Regions from separate parts of the Homo sapiens genome. Here region 2 is linked to region 1. A link is an interaction called in ENCODE POLR2A ChIA-PET data of the cell type or tissue named here. Cell type or tissue: Panc1. All regions are shown on one strand. Links, peaks and the distances in the headings refer to the core of each region. The heading gives the core; the rest is flanking DNA. Region 1 overlaps AAK1 (AP2 associated kinase 1). Region 2 has its middle 39 kb from the start of AAK1.

Region 1 (2,918 bases), core at 270-2,769:
GTCATATTGGCAAGAAGTAGCAGTGAATGAACTTGAACCCGAGGCTCCTAGCTACAAGTATAGGATTCTTCCTTAAAATTCTTCCTTGTACAAAGGATCATCAGTATCTTTTCTCATAACATTCTTTTTATATATATATTTTTCAGACAGAGTCTTGCTGTCGCCCAGGCTAGAGTGCAGTGGCACAATCTTGGCTCACTGCAACCTCTGCCTCTCAGATTTAAGCAATTCTCCTGCCTCAGCCTCTCGAGTAGCTGGAACTATAGGCATGTGCCACCACACCCAGCTAATTTTTGTATTTTTAGTAGAGGTAGGGTTTCACCATGTTAGCCAGGCTGGTCTTGAACTCCTGACCTCAAGTGATCCACCTGCCTCAGCCTCCCAAAGTGGTGGGATTACAGGCGTGAGCCACTGTGCCCGGCCCTCTCATAACATTGTTGACCTTTAATAACCAACCCTTCCCAGCTGAATCTCCCTGTGAGCTTTTCAAGTCAGATAATGCTTCCATAGCATTTGAAGGTTGCTTACTGGCTTAGTTCCTCTGGGCTGCTGTAACAAAATATCAGAAACTAGGTAGCCTATAAACAATAGAAATTTATTTCCCACAGCTCTGGAGGCTATGAAGTCCAAGATCAGAGTACCAGGATGGTCAGGTTCTAGTCAGGGCCCTCTTCTGGGCTACAGACTACTGAGTTTTTTTTTTTTTTTTTTGAGACAGCGTCTCATTCTGTCGCCAGGCTGGAGTACAGTGGTGCGATCTTGGCTCACTGCAACCTCTGCCTCCCGGGTTCAAGAGATTCTCCTGCCTCAGTCTCCCAAGTAGCTGGTACTGCAGGCGCGTACCACCATGCCCAGCTAATTTTTGTGTTTTTAGTAGAGATGGGGTTTCACCATGTTGACCAGGATGGTCTCGATCTCCTGACCTCATGATCCACCCACCTTGGCCTCCCAAAGTGCTGGGATTACAGGCGTGAGCCACCGTGCCTGGCACTGCTGACTTCTTGATGTCAGCAGTGGAAGGGACTGCTGCTTTCTGGGACCTCTTTTTGCCTGTTTTCTTTCTCTTTTTTCTTGGGGCCTTTTTTTTTTTTTGAAACAGAGTCTCACTCTGTTGCCCAGGCTGGAGTGCAGTGGCGCGATCTCGGCTCACTGCAAGCTCCACCTCCCGGGTTCATGCCATTCTCCTGCCTGTCGGCTGAGTAGCTGGGACTACAGGTGCCTGCCACCATGCCTGGCTAATTTTTTTTAATTTTTTTATTTTTATTTATTTTTTTTATTGAGACGGAGTCTTGCTCTGTCACCCAGGCTGTAGTGCAGTGGCCTGATCTTGGCTCACTGCGAGCTCTGCCTCCCGGGTTCACACCATTCTCCTGCCTCAGCCTCCCGAGTAGCTGGGACTACAGGTGCCCACCACCATGCCCGGCTAATTTTTTGCATTTTTAGTAGAGACGGGGTTTCACCGTGATAGCCAGGACGGTCTCGATCTCCCGACCTCGTGATCCACTCGCCTCGGCCTCCCAAAGTGCTGGGATTACAGGCGTAAGCCACCGTGCCCGGCTTTTTTTTTTGTATTTTTAGTAGAGACGGGGTTTCACCATGTTAGCCAGGATGGTCTCGATCTCCTGACCTCGTGATCTGCCTGCCTTGGTCTCCCAAAGTGTTGGGATTACAGGCGTGAGCCATCGCGCCTGGCGCTAGTTCATTGATTCTAAGAAAACAAATTTGAAAATTAGGTGATTTGCCTAAAGTCACACCGCCAATTAGGCCCTTCTGAGCAACTCCCAACTACTGTCTCTTCCCACATTGGTCAACAGTCATTTGTGCTACCTTGGCACTACTAACATTTTGGTCTGGGTAACTCTTTGTTGTGGAGGGCTGTCTTGTGCACTATGGGATCTTTAGCAGTATCCATGGCCTCTACCCACTAGTTGCCAGAATTATATAATACATACACAGCCTACTGTGGCAATGAAAAATGTCTCAACATTGCTAAATGTCACCTGTGGGGCAAAATTGCCTGTTTTAGAGAACATGTCTAGTTCAGCATGTTTGTATATGTTCTGGTCTTCTGTTGGTAAAGTTGAAGTAAGTATTGCAATATTTTTGGTCTTTTTTGAGGAAGAAAATGGTCTACATAAATAATTCAGATGTTCTGTGTTTATACCCAAAGCAAAAAAGCCTTTTATTTGCTGTGAATTTAATCACTCAGGAATGATAAACTATTAGCTTGTAAGGTGATACTGGCTGTAGCATTTTATACCTCCTTTCTCCCTTTTTTGTTTTTATTATTATTGATCTATTATTTTTATTATTTAGCCTATTATGTATACTTTATTTATTTTTGAGACAGGGTCTCACTTTGTCACCCAGTGGGGTGATCTCAGCTCCCTGCAACCTCCGCCTCCCGGGCTCAAGCGATCCTTCCACCTCAGCCTCCTGAATATCTGGGACCACAGGTGCGCACCACCACACCTGGCTAATCTTTGTATTTTTTGTAGAGGTGGAGTTTTGCCATGTTGCCCAGGCTGGTCTTGAACCCCTGGGCCCAAGCAATCCACCTGCCTCAGCCTCCCAAAGTGCTGGAATTACAGGTGTGAGCCACTGCACCCTTAAAACAATCCCACTTCTGTTGAGTCACAAGTAATTGTTAGGAAAGAGGATTCCTTTTGGAGGAGACTTCCACCTTGGCAGAGGACAAGTTCCTGAAATTTGAAGTTTCATTTGAGGTCTGCTGTGGGTGAATCAGTTTGAGCTGGTCAGTTTTCTCCTTGGGCTCTGTGTTAACCTTGGCAGACAAGGAATGGCAGTGCCAACTGAAGCTTTGTTATTTTTGTCAAAAAACAGAGATTATTGGACCAAAGAGCTCATGGTATCTATTATTATTATAGAAGGCTAAGCATAGCATTGATGCTAGATTA
Region 2 (2,918 bases), core at 296-2,795, 50 kb before region 1:
GTAGGATAGATATTTGATAAGAGATTCCTTTCATGAGTTGTGACACCACATCCTTGTTTGAATTTGCAACAAGCTCCCTACTTTCTAAAGTGAAGCATGGTATAGAGTAGTCTTAAGCTTTTCAATTAATTGGACTTGAGAATTTTTCATCTTAAAATTTTTGAGAAAAACTGTTAATACTTCTGAGCTCGCAAATCACAATCAAGGAGATCCACAAAAATGAAATAATTCAGTATATTTAGCAGCTTTTCTCTTTAATTTTACTTAGCTGATCTTTAACATAACACAACTTAAAACAATCAACTCTTGTTATGCTGCATTCTCTTACCTGGAACTCTCTAAGTTGCCCTTATGCATAGTTCCAAAAAAATGTGAACAATGTTTATGGGTTTTAATCCAGAGGCCCTGAGCTAGGAGATATGAAATCTAGGTTCACCACCGCTTTGTTCTGCCATAACCAGCTGTGCAATCTGGGACAAATTCTCTTGCCTTATTTGTTCACATCTAAGTGTTGTCATAAGTTCCATCCAAATTCAAGAGAACAGAGTAGTACATTACCCAGCTATCTTTCTAAGGGCTCTTGGCTGTCTCCATATACTCTCTAGTAGATGTGTGAGTGTGCAGGTATGTATGGAGGGACAGACTGAAAAACAGTCTGAGTTGGGAGTCTTGGTAGGAAGAGGAAAAGGAGGAGGAGGAGGAGGAAGAAGAAGACAGCGCATATCGTTCCTCTTTGGTTTCTCAGAAGAGGTAATTTCAAAACAAAACTAAGCCAACCTATCAAAACAAGATAATGACAAGGGAGAAAGTAAAGGTTTTTGGCCAAATTCATCTCACAATCATTCTTCCTGTCCCCACAAAGCTATCTGAACTGAGATCTTATTAGCAGACTCCATTTCCAGTAAACATCACTCAATTAGAACAAAAACGGGAAGCTCCCACATGTAGCAGCTGGAAAGAGTCCCAGATGCAGGAAGAGGTTTGTATGACATCATCCAGAGTTATGCAGTAGGAGGGTCTGCAGATTAGAAAATATAGCTCACCTAAGAGTTCTTTTCACTGGGAACTTTTAGCCGCATTTAGCAGGCCTGAGTTTGTTAGAATATATGTTTATTGACATATGTGTGTTTATTTAACCCATATGTAGGAATGTATATACTTCTTGGAAATTATTTAAATGCTAAGGAAAACTTTATTCCTGTCTCTCTGTGTGTATAAACACTTAATTAAAAGACCAGAAAAAAATATAGACAAATACTATTATCCTTGTGCATGTAGAAAAATTTTGTTCCTGTTTTAAACAATAACGTGGATATTTTAGTAAAAATGATACATGCTTACTGTAAAATATTAAACAAATTAGAAAAGCACAAAGAAGATCATAAAAATCATCTGACGTCTCAAGACTGAGAAATAAACACTGACAGCATTTTGTTAAGAACTCTCTAGACCTTTCTCATGCCTGGAGATAGATGTTCACTCTTACATGAGTGGCATGTTCTTGATTTGCTGCACTGTATTTCTCCTTACTTCTCAATGATGTCATTCATCTCTTTAAATGTCACCAAATATAGGGATGTAATGTGACTTCTAAGGACCTCATAGTTTTCCATTTTATTTTGTTTATTTCATATTTTCATATACTTAGTCAATTCCACATTAAAAAAATACAGTTGTTGAGAAAGAACTTGTTAAGCTTCAAAAGAACCATTACATAAAGAATGTGAAGTTATATAAAGAAACTCATTTACACAAGAATCTGTTTTAGTTGTCCCTATTCCAAAAGCTTGAAATAGTGTATGTAAACAATGAGGTACTGTAAACATGTAAAAGGGTATCTTTATTATTACTGAACCATTAAATAAAATTAAATGTTTTAAAAAGCAAGGATGAATCATAAAGTAAAACTCAATAGATTCCACAACATAGAAGAAACGTAAAATATCTTAAAGAAAATTTAAAAAAAATTTATTGAAACAAATGGAAATTGACATAGAACGTACGAAAACCTATGGGATACAGCAAAAGCAGTGCTAAGAGGGGAGTTTATATCAATAAACACCTACATCAAAAAAGTAGGAAGATTTCAAATAAATGATCTAAAGATGCCTTCAAGGAACTGGAAAAGCAAGAACGGGCCAGGCATGGTGGCTCACTCCTGTAGTCCCAGCACTTTGGGAGGCTGAATCAGGAGGATGGCTTGAGCCCAGGAGTTTGAGACCAGCTTAGGCAACATACTTAGGCAACATAGGGAGACCCTGTCTCTACAAAACATTAAAAAAGTTTAGCCAGACACAGTGGTGCACAATTGTGGTCCCAGCCACTTAGGATGCTAAAGTGGGAGGTTCACTTGAGCCCAGAGGGTCAAGGCTGGAATAAGCCATCATAGAGCCATTGTACTCCAGCCTGGGCAACAGAGCAAGACCCTGACTCAAAGGAAAAAAAAAAGCAAGAACAATCCAAACCCCAAATTAGTAGAATAAAATTAATAATAAAGATCAGAGCAGAATTAAATGAAATACAGACTTAAAAAACAATACAAAGGATCAATGAAATGAAAAGTTGTCTTTTTGAAAAAGTAAGCAAAATTGATAAATCGCTAGCTAGACTAACCAAGAAAAAGGAGAGAAGACACAAATAAATAAAATCAGAAATGGGCCGGGCACAGAGGCTCATGCCTGTAATCCCAGCACTTTGGAAGGCCCAGGCAGGTGGACCAACATGGTGAAACCCCATTTCTACTAAAAATACCAAAATTAGCTGGATATGGTGGCACGTGCCTGTAATCCCAGCTACTCAGGAGGCTGAGGCAGGAGAATTGCTTGAATCTAGGAGGTGGATATTGCAGTGAGCTGAGATTGCACCACGGCACTCCAGCCTGGGCAACAGAGTGAGACCTTGTTTCAAAAAAAAAAAAA

What was found. ChIA-PET counts read pairs that join two places held together with the same protein. Peaks named below come from ENCODE experiments on the same cell type or tissue, not always from the same donor. Only the 100,000 strongest peaks of a DNase experiment are listed, where the experiment ranks them.
Region 2: POLR2A ChIA-PET joins it to region 1 with 12 read pairs; 19 of 35 experiments call an interaction of 5 or more read pairs at or near these places.

The regions. Positions count from the first base shown.
Region 1 is chr2:69,631,393-69,634,310 of GRCh38, reverse strand. All of the region lies in intron 2 of AAK1 (AP2 associated kinase 1), which reads left to right. Among named protein-coding and RNA genes, the nearest start is that of AAK1, 11 kb to the left of the region's middle. In Panc1, for the core only: no CTCF peak of the experiment used is centred there; no DNase peak of the experiment used is centred there.
Region 2 is chr2:69,681,370-69,684,287 of GRCh38, reverse strand. It overlaps a transcript of ANXA4 not described here. Among named protein-coding and RNA genes, the nearest start is that of AAK1, 39 kb to the right of the region's middle. In Panc1, for the core only: no CTCF peak of the experiment used is centred there; no DNase peak of the experiment used is centred there; H3K27ac peaks cover 2,186 bases.